2 separate regions of the Homo sapiens genome follow, and region 2 is linked to region 1. Evidence: chromatin loops called from intact Hi-C (ENCODE). Cell type or tissue: HCT116. All regions are shown on one strand.

The links. Peaks named below come from ENCODE experiments on the same cell type or tissue, not always from the same donor. Only the 100,000 strongest peaks of a DNase experiment are listed, where the experiment ranks them.
Region 2: it touches region 1 in a loop (15-fold over the local background); 8 of 110 quality-filtered maps call a loop at or near these places.

Annotation. Positions count from the first base shown.
Region 1 is chr1:22,411,969-22,419,968 of GRCh38, forward strand. It overlaps LOC105376856 (a long non-coding RNA gene), which reads right to left and starts at 6,996. Exons shown (of 3, transcript XR_947058.2): 1 at 6,873-6,996; 2 at 6,250-6,483; 3 at 4,363-5,002. RefSeq lists an enhancer at 5,262-6,177. In HCT116, a CTCF peak has its summit at 4,801 (motif pointing left); DNase peaks (open chromatin) are centred at 763 and 4,773; H3K4me3 peaks cover 658 bases.
Region 2 is chr1:22,015,098-22,023,097 of GRCh38, forward strand. No RefSeq gene overlaps it. Among named protein-coding and RNA genes, the nearest start is that of LINC00339, 6.1 kb to the right of the region's middle. RefSeq lists an enhancer at 3,859-3,948 and silencers at 4,149-4,208, 7,823-7,942. In HCT116, CTCF peaks have their summits at 4,373 and 7,961; a DNase peak (open chromatin) is centred at 7,914.

The DNA.
Region 1 (8,000 bases):
AAATTGGCACACAGAGCTGGCAATATATTCTTGCCAAGGCCCACTTTGTTTGTTTGTTCTGAGACAGTGTCTTGCTCTGTCACCTAGGCTGGAGTGCAGTGGTGCAAACACGGCTCACTGCAGCCTCTGCGTCCTGGGTTCAAGCAAGCCTCCTGCCTCAGCCTACCATGTAGCTGAGACCACAGACATTCACCACCATGCCTGGCTAATTTTTTTGTTTGTTTGTTTGTTTGTAGAGATAGGGTCTCACCATGTTGACCAGGCTGGACTCAAACTCCTGGACTCAAGTGATCCTCCCACCTCAGCCTGCCAAAGAGCTGGGATTACAGGCATTAGCCATCGCACCTGGCCTGCCAAGGCCCACTTTATGCATGGGAGAAAGATAAATTTTTTACCTAGAGGGAAATCCTAGCACAAGGCATCCTTGAGTCAAAAGACCTATCATTTAAGTACTAACTCTTAAACAGGCGTAGGAAGGATCACATCTTAAATCTTTAGAGTTTCAAATCAAATGATCTAGCTGTGTTTAGCACACTGAAGGTGCTTACGACATAGTTGGAAGTGAATGGATGAATAAATGAATGCCTTGAACAAATGAACAAACCTACTTCCCACCCAATTTGTGAATTAGGAAAGCGACATCCATTTTAGAAATGAGGAGAGTGACACCTAAAGTCACCCGGCAGATCAGGGTCAGGCTGTGGTACGGAATCCAGGCCAACTGGAAGTCCAGCATTCTTTTCCCCATACCAGGCAGTTTCCCGGTTCCTGATCTCAGCAGGGACATGTCATGTAAACCAGACGAGTCATTTCCAGGCCTTGTGTTTTGTATTCTCCTACCTAGGACAAGAAGGTCACTGAAGTGACCACATGTCTATTTGATGTTTGTTTGAGACTGGGGTGTGTGTGTGTGTGTGTGTGTGTGTGTGTGTGTGTGTGTCTTTGAATGAGAGAGAAAAAGAGAGAAAAAAAGAGACAGAGAGAGAGAGAATGCATACATTCTCACGAATGGAAAGGCAAATACATCTTGTCAGCAGCTTCCACCTTCCCGTGGTGCAGCTGTAACATGTCAGGTGTATTGGGGCACCCGAGATAAGCTGGTTTTGACATGCTGCAGATGCCTTCCTACCTCCCAGGGAGGCTGTGACCACCCCATGTGACAGAGACAATGACATTCAACATCTGGGTAGCAGCTTATGTGAGGTCATGACTCAGTGCCCAGCACATGGCAAGTACCCAGTGAGTGGTGGCTGCTTTCATTACTTAATAGCAATCTCCCTGGCCCAGACCTTCTTACCAGGCTCATACTTTCCAGCACACTGAACTGGGATCAGGAGGTCTAATTCTACTCCCAGCTCTGACATCCACTTTCTGTGGGACCCTGGATGTCTAACCTCCCCGGGCCTCCATCTCCTCATCTGTAGAACGGAGAAAATCATACCCTCCTCACAGGGCTGCTGGGAAGACAACCAGAGAGACAGGCTATGGGGGCACTTTGCATGCTATAGACAAGGGGCAGCAAACTACCAGGGACAAATCCAGCATGCCACTTTGTAAATAAAGTTTTGTTGGAATGCATCCACCCTCATCCACATACGTATTGTCTGTGGCTGCTTTCACACAACGGTAACAGAGCCAAATAGTTGCAACAGAGACTAAAGGTCTGCAGAGTCTAAAATATTTAGTATCTAGCCCTTTAAGGAAAAATTTAGCTGCTCCTGCTATTGAGCGATTATTCCCAGGTGTTAGCAGCCTTCCTCCTTCCTCTTCCCTGGGAGATGCTCACTCTCAGGCCCTCCCCAAAGGCTGGTGCAAGGCCTGGGTATCTCCTCTTTGACAAGGTTTCCTGGTGACTCTGATGAAGAAAGGCCCTTGGTCCAGACTGCAAAACACACCAGGGTAGTGGACTCAGACAGACTTGAGATCAAATCCCCGTTCTATCACTTCCCACCTGTGTGACTGCAGACAAGTTGCTTAACCTCTCTGAGCCTCAATGTACTTATCTACAAAATGTGGACAACAATGCCTATCCCTTAGAGCTCCTGGGAAGATTAAATGAGACAATGTCTATAAAGGGCTCAGTCAGGCCTGACACAGGATGGGTGCCTGGTAATTGACAGGTTTTTCTTCCTGCATCCCTAAACTAATTTAGTCCCTGGGTATGCTGCATCTTCTCAGTTCTCCCAGAACCCTCCTAGCTTCTCCCTTTCTGCCCCACTGTGGCCTCTTAGGGGGACTCTGCCCCCCATCTTTGTTGAAGGTCCTTCTTCCCCAGCAGGGAGAGGTACATTTGCTGAGAGGCAGCGCTGGGGAGCTGGTCTGATAGAGCCTGGAGTCCTCGGCCCATTTCTGACACTGAAACACCAGCTCCGTGTTTACACAAGGACTCTCATAATATTTGCTTTCTGTGGCCATTATTTGTCCAGGGGCTGACGTCAGATGAAGACAAGCAACTCCCCACTAGCGCTTTCAAAGCACAAGGTCAGCACCTCCCTGTCCCCGCTCCACTGTCCCATCCCCTGGCTCCTTGTCTCAGTTTTCTAAACTAACCACACTCCAGGCTTTGGGTGACTTAGCAAATGTGTTGGCGTGGGACCAGCAGAAAGGCAGATTCTGGTCCCAGCCTGTCGCTAACTAGCTGGGCGACCTTGGGAGGGTCTGGGTCCTCTCCCTGGGCCTCAGTTGCCTCCTCTGTGCCCTGGGAGGGTCGCTTCCAGCGCCACAATTCCATGACTGTGGAACTTCAAGAACCCCCCAGGCTGGGAGATTCCAGCACCCACTGTCACTCTCCTTCCCCACCCCTCCACCCTTCTCAAGCTGCCTAAGAGTGGGAGGAAAGTGAACAGAAATTGTGAAAACAAAGCCACACTTCGACTTAACTACAACCCTGCCGACAGCACAATCTTTCATCAAGATAGAAAATAAGAAGTGAAAAAAGCTACAAGGCTTCAACTGGGCATTTTAACATGGAGGTATGTCCTCCAGCACAGCAAATACCCTGCACCCTGACCAGGGTGGGGAGCCTGTGAATGGACATAAGTCCAGCCTCTTCCACCCATCTGCCACTCATATGAGAAGGTTGCCGGGTGCCGTGGCTCATGCCTGTAATCCTAGCAATTTAGGAGGCCAAGGCGGCCAGATCGCCTGAGAGAGGTCAGGAGTTCGAGACCAGCCTGGCCAACATGGTGAAACGCCATCTCTACTAAAAACACAAAAATTAGCCAGGTGTGGTGGTGTGCGCCTGTAGTCCCAGCTACTGGGAAGGCTGAGGCAGGAGAATCACTTGAACCTAGGAGGCAGAGGTTGCAGTGAGCCGAGATTGCACCACTGCACTCCAGCCTGGGCAACAGAGTGAGACTCCATCTCAAAAAAAAAAAAAAAAAAAAAAGAGGTAAAGAGGTCAAGCTGCAGGTAAAGCCACCTATGTCACAGGGCCAGCTCTGCTTCCCAGGGAGGGGGAAGAATCATGCGTATAAGTCCAAGGGGAGAAAAAAAAATGGCAAAACCAATCCAGGGAGTTACTGACCCCACTGAAATGTGGATCCATACCAAAGACATACGGGTCCACACCTCCAAAGGACTAAATAAAGGACACTCAGCTGAAACCTCAGCCCGAGGGACTTTAGTAGGTCACATCAAACCCTTTCCTGACTTGGCATGGGCCAGTGCGGGACAGTCCAGTAGTTTAAGCAAGTCTATGGAGCCAAACAGACCTGGGTCTGAATTCCGGTAAGGCCACCCAGTGGCTGGGTGACCCAGGGGGAGCTATGGCGCCTCTCTGAGCCTGGGTTTTCCCAGCTATGAAATGGAGATGATAATAATTCATACCTCTTGGGGCTGTTGTGAGAACGTAAGGAACAGTTCAGTGCCTATGCCAGTTTGAAGGTCATACGGGGCCCTAGCCAAATGATCTTCTCCTTGGGTTACTGGATGATTCTTCAAGGGTGATAACCATCAAGACCTACTCTGGCGGATCAGGCACGGTGGCTCATGCCTGTAATCCCAGCACTTTGGGAAGCAGAGGCGGGCAGATCATCTGGGGTCAGGAGTTTGAGACCAGCCTGGTCAACATGGTGAAACCCTCTCTCTACTAACAATATAAAAATTAGCCAGGTGAGATGGCTCATGCCTGTAATTCCAGCACTTTTTGAGGCCTAGGCAGGTGGATCATTTGAGTTTAGGAGTTTGAGACCAGCCTGGCCAACATGGTGAAACCCCATCTCTACTAAAAATACAAAAATTAGCTGGGTGTGGTGGTGTGCACCTGTAATCCCAGCTACTCGGCAAGGCTGAGGCAGGAGAATTCCTTGAACCCAGGAGGCAGAGGTTGCAGTGAGCTAAGATTGCACCATTGCACACTCCAGCCTGGGCAACAGAGCAAGACTCCATCAAAAAATAAATAAATAAATAAAACCCACTCTGGCATGGAGAACATCTGAGTTCTTTGAAGCACTCACATGTACATTCTCATTTGTAGCACTTCTCACAACAGTGCCATAAGGTGGGTCACTCTCCACAGTCTGCAGATACAAAAACTGAGGATCGAACAGACAAAGCCATTTGTCCAGAGCTCACCACAAGCCCTCGCCCTGAAGCCCAGGACTTTGACTCCTAGTCATTGCTCTGGCACCTCCTTCCACAGGCTCAGATCCTACTGACCCCATGTGGCCTCGGTGGGTCCAGCTGTGTCCAGAGGCCTCCCAGACACTGGCTCCAGGCCTCTCAATTTCTCTCCAGCCTCAAAAGGAGGTTCAGACAGCGGAGGTGAGCTCAGCCAGAAGTGTGAGGAGACAGCGCCCTCCAGTGGCCTCTGCGCAGCAGCGAGGGAAGCCGAAGGAGGGGGTGGGGCACTTCGATGTCACAAGGGCTGCAGCCCCGAGGAGAGGGACAGAGATCAGGGGCACATTCGACTCCTGTCCTCACCGGTCCAGCCCCTTGACACCTCCAATACTCCTTCTGTCCCAGGACTCTTAGAATCACACCATTCCAATCTGGAAAGAAACTGAAACGCCACCTAAATGAATATTCTCTTTGCACAAAGATGATTGAATCCAGGGTGGAGACAGATCATCCAAGGTCATGTGAGGAGTCAGGGTGGAATGGATTCAGAGCTCAGGTCCCCTACCTGCCCCTTCAGCCCCAGCAGGAAGTTCATGGAGGTTGGATTCACCAGCCCTGCACCTCCCCGCTCCCCATTTTTCTCCTCTGCCTTCAGGGCTGCCAGGCACACCAGGTAGAGTGGGAGGGGCTGAGGCAGAAGAATGATGGTGATGGGCTCTCCAACTCTTGATGGCTGTGTGACCTGGTGCAGGTTACTTAACCTCTCTGTGCCCCAGTTTCCCCCTCTGTGAAATGAAATTGAATCCTCAATGCCATAGGATTACTGTAAGGACTAAATAATGCATAAAGTAAAAAAGGCCTGGTAGGTGGTAAGCAGCCCCCAAACATGGCAGCCCCTGCTTCTGCTTTTATTACTATTCGTTTGGTGCCTCTAATCCATTGGTTCACTTCTGAGGGGCCACAAGCTCTCCCACGCACCTTTCTCTCCTCCCCTTCTCTCACGTCATTTCTTCTCACCAAACCCCAAAGCGACAAATTAATCCCCAGTACCTGTATCTCTTGTCTGTCACATTCGAGGCTCTGCAAGACGGTGTGGCCTGGCCAGGGACTGGGGAGTCGGTGCCACGCACACAGCCCCTCTGTGGGTCAGCCTGCCACTCTGGCCCAGGGTAAGCTTAGCTAAGGCTGAGTCTCAGAGAAGGGCTGAAACCCCAAAGGGTTTTTCTGGTGCCAAGAGCAGACCGGGTTGAAGGGCGCGGTCAGTACCTTCCTGGGATGATTCTAAGCGCCCAGCTCTAACAGCTGAACATCACCAGGCTCGAGTTTCAGGATGGGAACCTTGAAAAGCCCTCTGTGATTTTCCTTTTCACATCAGGCTTGGGGCCAGGCAGACATGGGTTCAAATCCTTGCTCTGCCACTCATGAGTTATGTGATCTTGGGAAGAGACTGAATGTCTCCGGACCTCAGTTTCCTCATCTGTAAAGTGGGAGTGGTTATAGGAGTGTACGGAACTGTTGGGTTTGGATTAAGGTGTCCAGCCCACTGCCTGGAATGCAGCACTTTGACTTGCTTATTGAACATCAAAATTAATTTACCGCCTTTTTCCCTCAAATCCTGTTCTTCCTCTGGAATTCCCTGTCCTGGTAGGGGTCTGTAATACTTATATCTAGGATGTCTATAATACTTACACATCCAAGGAGGGGTGGCCCATGTTCTCACACTTTCTATCAACTCCGTCATAGCTGTCTTGCACAGAGGTGAATCCATCACAGCTGCCTTGCATGGCCATTCCTCTCCACCCACTTTGGCCATGGCTCTCCATCCAGGACAAGGTTATGGCAAATCCTTCATCACTGGTTTCCTCCTTCCAGCCTCCTTACTCCTGCTGGGGTGGTTACATCAGCCCCTCTCCATGTCTCACTCTGAAACACATGTTCAGAGCACAAAGTCCAAACTGCTCAACCGAGCCAGGACGCCGAGGTCCCTCATGATCTGGGCCCCTCACTCCCACCTCCCCAGCATCATCTACTCCCACCCTGCCTCCCACACAAAACAACTCTCCCTCCCCAAACTCTCAGTGTTCCCTGAGGATGAGGCTCCCTGCTGCTCTGTGCCTCTAAGCCTCTGCCCCCTGCCCCCTGCCCCAACCACCCAGAACGCCCTCTCTGACAACCTCCTCTGCAAGCCCTCTGCAACTGCTCCCACCTGCCCAATTCTTCCCACGTGGAGCCAAGCACTCTCTCCTTCAGGCCCCACCGGCCTCTCTCAGACCCCCATGACGGCCCTTCCCACCTGTATGCGGCAGGTTTACCTGACTAGGCAATCCAGGAGGGAGGCGAGAGCACTGAATGAGAGCAATGCCTCTGGGGTCCTGTCTCCTGGGATTTACTGAGAGGACGTGTGGAGTCCTAGCACCATGTCTGCTGCATATAGATGCTCAGCAAATGAAAGTGATTCTTTTTATGGCTATCTCCCCATGAGGCTGCAAATTCCTAGAGCAAGACTCATGTCTTAATTATCTTTGCATCCCCAGCAACTAGCCCTGTGATCTGGCCCACAGTAGAAGTTTAACAGATGTTTTCACATGGATGAATGGATGGATGGATACATGGATGTATGGATGGATAAATAGATGGATGGTGTGGCTGAAAGAGGAGGAAGAAATACATAAGAGCTGCCATTTAGCTGGTAACTAGGCAGTGACAGAAACGTGCATAGCACTTTACAAAGCAATGTCAGCCAAACCCAACCACGGAGATTGATTCTATTTTTATCCCTGTTTCATGGTGGGGAGGAACTGGCTCAGAGAGGTGAAGACACCTGCCAGAGTTCCATAGTGATGACATTGGTGACAGCCGATATTCAAAGTCACTTCTGCCTGGTTACAAACCCCATGCAATTTCCATTTCTCCACGCTGCTTCCTAAAAGGAAGCAGTTGGAATAGCAGCCGCATCTGAAGGAAATATGAACTAGAATTTATGTCGAGATTGCTAAAGTTCCAGCCTGGCCAACACAATGAAACGCTTTCTCTACTAAAAATACAAAAATTAGCTGGGAGTGATGGTGCTGCCTGTAATCTCAGGTACTCAGGAGGCTGAGGCAGGAAAATCACTTGAACCAGGGAAGCAGAGGTTGCAGTGAGCTGAGATCTTGCCATTGCACTCCAGCCTGAGGGACAGAGCGAGACCCTGTCTAAAAAAAAAAAGAAAAGAAAAGAAAAAGAAAAAGAAAAAGATTTCTAAAGTTACCAGGTGCTTCACACTTATTTTATTTAATCCCACGAGAAGGGAGGCTGCTATCTACCATCCCCATAAAGAGATGAGGAAACTGAGGCCCAGGGAGTTTGGGGAAGGGCAGGCAGATCCAGAGCCCTTTACTGCTGCCTGAGCCATTCTGGTTTCCAGATGCTGGAAGTATCTACAGCACAGAAGTGCTGGC
Region 2 (8,000 bases), 400 kb before region 1:
GGAGATCGTGACCAGCCTGGCCAACATAGTGAAACCCTGTCTCTACTAAAAAATACAAAAATTAGGCAGATGTGGTGGCGGGTGCCTGTAATCCCAGCTACTCGGGAGGCTGAGGCAGGAGAATTGCTTGAACCTGGGAGGTAGATGTTGCAATGAGCTGAGATCGTGCCATTGCACTCCAGCCTGGGTGACAAGAGCAAAACTCCGTTTCAAAAAAAAAAGGAGCTGTAAATATTAACAAAGGGGGTCCTGACACATGTGTACTGAACAAACGTATGTTACATGTGTCCCATGTTCACTGTGGGGTGGAGACTTGACATTTAAATGCATTACTGCTGGGCATGGTGGCATGTGCCTATAGTCCCCGCTACTCAGGAGGTGGAGACAGGAGGGTAGCTTGAAGCTAGGAGTTCAAGGCTGCAGTGCACTATGATCGCACCTGTGAATAGCCACTGCACTACAGCCTGGACAACATAGTGAGACCCCACCTCTTTAAGCATGAAAACAAGACCCTGTGCATCAAAAGGTGAAGCAGGAACATGAAGGTACTCAAGTGCAGCTTCTGTAAACCAGACAGAACCAGTCCATGCTCTGTGGTCTTCTTATCAGGAGAAAGTTACTGAAATCTGTGTCCTTACCAATCAAAGCTGGAGTTATGGCTTTGGAGCAGGAGCAGGGGGTCTGTTAGGGTCTGGTGGTGGATGAGCTGCAGTTGTTTTAATATTATTGATCTCAAGGCCAGTGCTTGTTGAGCTGCTAGAGAAAAGGAAAAATCTCAGGCAGCTGGGAACGGTGGCTCATGACTATAATCCCAGCACTTTGGGAGGCTAGGGTAGGAGGACTGGAGGACTGCTTGAACCCAGGGGTTTGAGACCAGCCTGGGCAACATGGCAAAACCCCATCTTAGCTGGGTGGGGTGGCACATGCCTGTAGTCCCAGCTACTTGGGAGGCAGAGGTGGGAAGATCACTTGAGCCCGAGAGGTTGAGGCTGCAGTGAGCTGTGATTGCACCACTGTACCACTCCAGCCTGGGTGACAGATTGAGACCTTGTCTCCAAAAAAAGAAACAAAGAAAGAAAAATCTTGTGGCAGTTAGAACATAGCTTATTTTTTTAAGTGTAGGGGTCTTAACCCTTATCTGGCATGACCTTAGCTCTTGTTATAATTTGGTATCTTACTGCCACTGAGAATCTGTTCTGTCAGTTGTAAGATCTCTATTTTAACATTAATTTTTTTTTGCGGGGGTTGGGGACGGAGTCTCACTCTGTCACCCAGGCTGGAGTGCAATGCCGCGATCTCGGCTCACTGCAACCTCTGCCTCCTGGGTTCAAGTGATTCCCCTGCCTCAGCTTCCTGTGTAGCTGGGATTACAGGCATGGGCCACCATGCCCGGCTAATTTTTTGTATTTTTAGCAGAGATTGGGTTTTGCCATGTTGTCCAGGTTGGTCTCAAACTGCTGACCTCAGGTGATCCGCCCACCTTGGCCTCCCAAAGTGCTGGAATTACAGGCATAAGCCACAGCGCCCGGCCTAATTTTTAACATTAATGCTGGTCAGTTGTGTCTACACCACCAAAAGGAAGTCTAATGAGGTGTGCCTGACTCCCATCCTGTCATGGCTGGGAACTCAAATTTTAAGATTTCTCTGGGGTCCTCTTGGCCAAGAGGAGGCCCATTCAGTGGTTGAGAGGGCTTAGGATTTTATTTCCAGTTTTCACAGTTAAGGTGGAAGCACCTTTGTATTCTTCCCAAAAGTCATCACCATGATGGACAGAGGGTTTTTATCCATCAATTACTGCTTTTGCTTTTGGGCACATAATAGGATACCTCTTTCTTGCCCCCTTAAAGTTAGGTTTGGGCCAGGCACAGTGGCTCACACCTATAATCCCAGCACTTTGGGAGGCCGAGGTGGGAGGATCACTTAAGCCTGGGCGTTCAAGACCAGCCTGGGAGTTCAAGGCCAGCCTGGGCAACATAGAGAGATGCCGTCTCTACAAAAAGTAAAAAATTTGCCAGGCATGGTGGCACATGCCTGTAGTCCCAGCTACTTGTGAGGCTGAGGGTAGGAGGATCGCTTGAGCCAAGGACATTGAGGATTGAGTGAGCCGTGATAATGCCACTGCACTCCAGCCTGAGTGACAGAGGGAGACTCTGTCTTAAAGAAAATAATAATAATAATACATCTATCACCTTGGCTGGATGGGATGGCTCATGCCTGTAATGCCAACACTTTGGAGGCCAACGCAGGAGGATTGCTTGAGCCCAGGAGTTTGATACCAGCTTGGACAACATAATGAGACTTCGTCTCCACTAAAAATAAAATAAAATAATTAGCTAGGCATGGTGGCATCTGACTGTAGTCCCAGCTACTCGGGAGGCTATAGTGGGAGAATTGTTTCAGCCTGGGAGGTTGAGGCTTCAGTGAGTGGTGCTCACATACTGTACTCCAACCTGGGTGACCGTGAGACCCTGTCTATCTGGGGAAAAAAAAAAAAAAGTTGGGTCTGGCCATTAGGCTTGCCAAGGTGAAATATTGAGAGACAAAGCAATTTGTCAGGCTCTCGTTCTCTCTGCTGTGACATCTGGTTGTTGCTGGTCAGCCTGGTCCCAGAGTGAGATGTGAACTGGAGGCTCTGCTAACCCCTGATGGACATGTAGCCCAACCATGAAATAAACTCTGTTATAAGCCACTAAGACTGGGTGTTATTTATCACAGAGGCATGGACCTAACCTATCCTAACTGATAATATGAGTTTGGTGTTTGTCCTTCTATTCTGTGCTGTTATGTTTTTATCATATATATAAATATCCAAAACCAATATATTGCATTGTTTTGGTTTTTAAAAATACATGCACAGCTTCATGCTGTATGGACTGTCCTGCAAATTGCTTCTTTCACTCAATGTTGTGGGTTTTTTTTTTTTTTTTTTTTTTTTTTTTTTTGAGATGGAGTCTCATTCTGTCACCCAGGCCAGAATGCAGTGGTGCCACCTCGGCTCACTGCAACTTCCATCTCCCGGGTTCCAGTGATTCTCCTGGCTCAGCCTCCTGAGTAGCTGGTACTACAGGTGCCCACCACCATGCCCGGCTAATATATATATATATATATATATATATATATATATATATATATATGCACACACACATATATATATATATATATTTAGTAGAGATGGGGTTTCACCATGTTGGCCAGGGTGGTCTCGAATGCCTGACCTCAAGTGATCTGCCTGCTTCAGCCTCCAAAAGTGCTGGGATTATAGGCATGAGCCACCCCGCCTGGCCTTAATGTTGTGTTTTTGAGGTCTATCTCTAGTTCGTTGCTGCTGTTTGTAGCATATCCCATTGCCTAAATTTTTATTATTCTTTATTCCTTCCTCATGGATATTTAAAGCAGAGCTAATTTTTTGTGATTGTGAACAGTGCTTCAGTGGATGTCCTTGGACATGTCTCCTGGTGCACATGTAGGAGAGTTTCTCTAGGGTATATTCCAAGAAATGGACATGCTGACTGGGAGGACATGCTCATTTTCAACTTTACCAATTGCCAAATTGCTCTCCAAAGTGATTGTATCAACAATACTCCTTCAAATTCTCTTTTTTTTTTCTTTTCCCATCCACTGCCCCTACACGTTACAAACTGGCCCCATTTTTCTCCTAAACCACTTCTGGCATCTCAGCCGTCCCCTACAACTCTCTTCCCATCCTTACTCTCACTCCAGCTCTTTTTTTTTTGAGACGGAGTCTCACTCTGTCTCCTAGGCTGGAGTGCAGTGGCGCAATCACGGCTCACTGCAACCTCCACCTCCTGGGTTCAAGTGATTCTCCTGCCTCAGCCTCCCAACTAGCTGAGATTACAAGCACACGCCACTATGCCTGGCTAATTTTTTTGTATTTTTAGTAGAGACGGGATTTCACCATGTTCTCCAGGCTAGTCTTGAACTCCTGACCTCAGGTGATCTGCCTGCAAGCTCCAGGTCTTGCAAAGCCTGAGAACTGGTATGGCAAGGGCAGAGTGAGAGCAGGGAAGAAATGGAGTCAAGCTGAACAGAGACTTCCGCATCATGAGGGTGGTGGGAGGTGGGGAGGAAGTTCTGAAACCACACACATTTATCATTGTTATTGAGTCAGACAGACAGTGCCTGCTGACATGTAACTGTCAGGCGTTGCCAAGGCACAGTAGGGTTGCAAAGGCTGAGTGTCCACTTCCTCCCAATGAGTCAGGAAGAACCCTTGGATAATTCTCCAAAATAGTTTCAGAGTAAAGGGCAGTGGGATATATGTAATTTCATAATGTGGCTGGCCAGCGGGCCCCCAAGGGACCTCTACCCATCCTCAGAGGGAGGCTGGGAGCTGTGATGACCCAGTTCTCTCCACACATGGGCAGCAGAGAGTCAGGGAATCTTGCCTAAAACTGCCAGCATTCAATTTTCCTTTGTTCAAATCTCCAAGTCTTATCAATTCAAGTCTTTTAAAACCCATATAGTCAATAACTTAATTCTTTGAATAATGATTAGAATGTCAAGGCCAATAATTTTTTGCTTTTGATTTCTAAATCATGAAAAGCCAGCAATGCATTTTTCAAGAAGGCACAATGTCAATACTTCAATTCCTTTTTTTTTTGAGACGGAGTCTCACTCTGTCACCCAGGCTGGAGTGCAGTGGTGCAATCTTGGCTCACTGCAACCTCCACCTCCCAGGTTCAAGCGATTCTCCTGCCTCAGCTTCCTGAGTAGCTGGGATTACAGGCCCACCACCACGCCTGGCTAATTTTTGTATTTTTAGTAGAGACGGGGTTTCACCATGTTGGCCAGGCTGGTCTTGAATACCTGACCTTGTGATCTGCCCTCCTCAGCCTCCCAAAGTGCTGGGATTACAGGCATGAGCCACCCCGCCTGGCTGGTTTGTAGAATTCTTTATATATTCTGGACATAGGTCAGATGATTGAGATCAAATGTGAATCTGGGCTGGGCGCAATGGCTTGCATCTGTAATCCTAGCACTTTGGGAGGCCGAGGCAAGTGGATCACTTGAGGTCAGGAGTTCAAGACCAGCCTGGCCAACAGGGTGAAACCCTGTCTCTACTAAAAATTTAAAAATTAGCTGGGTGTAGTGGCACTTACCTGTAGTCTCAGTTACTCAGGAGGTTGAGGCAGGAGAATTGCTTGAACCTGAGAGGTGGAGGTTGCAGTGAGCCAAGATCATGCCACTGCACTCCAGCCTGGGACACAGAGCAAGACTCTCTGTCAAAAAAAAAAAAAAAAAAAAAGGTGAGGCCGGGCGCAGTGGCTCATGCCTGTAATCCCAGCACTTTGGGAGGCCGAGGTGGGCAGGTCACCTGAGGTCGGGAGTTTGAGACCAGCCTGACCAACATAGAGAAACCCCATCTCTACTAAAAATACAAAATTAGCTGGGCGTGGTGGCAAATGCCTGTAATCCCAGCTACTAGGGAGGCTGACGCAGGAGAATCACTTGAACCTGGGAGGTGGAGGTTGCAGTGAGCCGAGATCACACCATTGCACTCCAGCCTGGGCAACAAGAGCAAAACTCCGTCTCAAAAAAAAAAAAAAAAAAAAAAAAGGTGAATCTGTCAAACTTTCTTTTGTCAATTAACATCAAAGACGTAGTGCTATCCCAGCACTTTGGGAGGCTGAATTAGCTGGGCGTGGTGGTGGATGCCTGTAATCCCTGCTACTCTGGAGGCTGAGGCAGGAGAATTGCTTGAACTAGGAAGGTAGAGGTTGCAGTGAGTCAAAATCACGCCACTGCACTCCAGCCTGGGCCAAAGAGCGAGACTGTCTCAAAGAAAAAAAAAAAAAAAGACAGTGCTGAGAAATCTTGTTCTCTGCCTGGCCAACATGGTGAAACCTCATCTCTACTAAAATACAAAAATTTGCTGGGTGTGGTGGCGGGCACCTGTAATCCCAGCTACTCAGGAGGCTGAGGCAGGATAATTGCTTGAACCCAGAAGACGGAGGTTGCAGTAAGCCGAGATCGCACCATTGCACTCCAGCCTGGGCGACAAGAGTGAAACTCCACCTAAAAAAAAAAAAAAAAAAAAAAAAAAAAGGAATCTCATTCTCTAAAATCAGAGACTGTCAGAAACTTTGCTGTTTGAAATCACATCAGTGAGAGCAGAACATCCCACGCTTCTCTAGTGGGTCAGAAGAGCCAGGTTTGATACAGAGACATAGCCTGTATCTACCCAGATGCAGAGCTTCAGATAAAGGGTTTTTGGACACAATAGTCTATATTTGTCTTACCTTTGTGGTGTCCAAGGAAACAAGACTCTGAGTCTGATTCTCAGCCCACGCCAGATGTTAACCCCTTTACACATTGCCAGCTTTGCTTTGCACCTATCAACACGGCTTCATTTCAATTTCACCTAAACTCCAACCTCCTCCAAATCCTATGATAATCCCATTTCTTCTTTTGTTTGGTGAGACCCTCCACAGTTTCTCTGGTGTGTTGTCTCTCTTGCTACATCAAGTTAATAAGCCTAATTTTGTTAAACTACAGCTACATCCCTAGTGGTCTTTTTCAGATTGGATTTGTCATAAAATTCAGGCTTTCTCTTTTCTTTTTTTGCTTTTGAGATGGAGTCTCACTCTGTTGCCCAGGCTGGAGTGCAGTGGTACAATCTTGGCTCACTGCAATCTCTGCCTCCCCGGTTCAAGCAATTCTTCTGCTTCAGCCTCCCAAGTGGCTGGGGTCACAGGCATGCACCACCACACCCAGCTAATTTTCTATTCTTAGTAGAGATGGGTTTTCACCATGTTGCTTAGGCTGGTCTTGAACTCCTGACCTCAGGTGATCCACCCGCCTCAGCCTTCCAAAGTACTGGGATTACAGGCGTAAGCCACCATGCCCAGACCTTTTTTTTTTTTTTTTTTGAGACTGAGTTTTGTTCTATCCGCCCAGGCTGGAGTGCAGTGGCTCAATCACAGTTCACTGCAGCCTCAATCTACTGGGCTAAAGTGATCCTCCCACTTCAGCCTCCCAAGTAGCTGGGACCACAGATGTGCACCACCACACCAGGCTGATTTTTAAAAAATTTCTGTAGAGATGGGTCTCACTATGTTGCCTTGGTTGGTCTCAAACTCCTGGGCTCAAGGGATCCTCCTGCTTCAGCCTCCAAAAGTGTTGGGATTACAGGTGTGAGCCACCACGCCCAGCTGCTCTGTTCCTTTACTCACTCATTGATCCATTCATTCAGTGTTTGTCCAGCCTATGCTCAGTTTGTTGTTGTTGTTCGTTTTTTTTGAGATGGAGTTTCACTCTTGTCGCCCAGGCTGGAGTGCAATGGCGTGATCTCAGCTCACTGCAACCTCCGCCTCCCAGGTTCAAGCAATTCTCCTGCCTCAGCCTCCTGAGTAGCTGGGATTACAGGCGCCTGCCACCATGCCTAGCTAATTTTTGTATTTGTAGTAGAGACGGGGTTTCACCATGTTAGCCAGGCTGGTCTCGAACTCCTGACCTCAGGTGATCCGCCTGCCTCGGCCTCCCAAAGTGCTGGGATTATAGGCGTGAGCCACTGCGCCTGGCTCCTATGCTCAGTTTTTGTTTTTTTGTTTTTTTTTTTTTTTTTGAGACAGAGTCTTGCTCTGTCGCCCAGGCTGGAGTGCAGTGGCGTGACCTCAGCTCACTGCAAACTCCGCCTCCCGGGTTCACGCCATTCTCCTGTCTCAGCCTCCCGAGTAGCTGGGACTACAGGCACTCGCCACCACGCCCGTCTAATTTTTTTGTATTTTTGGTAGAGATGAAGTTTCACCGTGTTAGCCAGGATGGTCTCGATCTCCTGACCTTGTGATCCGCCCATCTCGGCCTGCCAAAGTGCTGGGATTACAGGTGTGAGCCACCGTGCCCGGCCTATGCTCAGTTTTAAGTACTGGGGTCATGGTGGTGACAGGGCAGACAAAGTCCTTAGCTTTGTGGACACTGCCTCTAGTGGATGAGATAGAAAATAACTAGGTAATCACAAAAACAAAGTAACAGGTTATAAA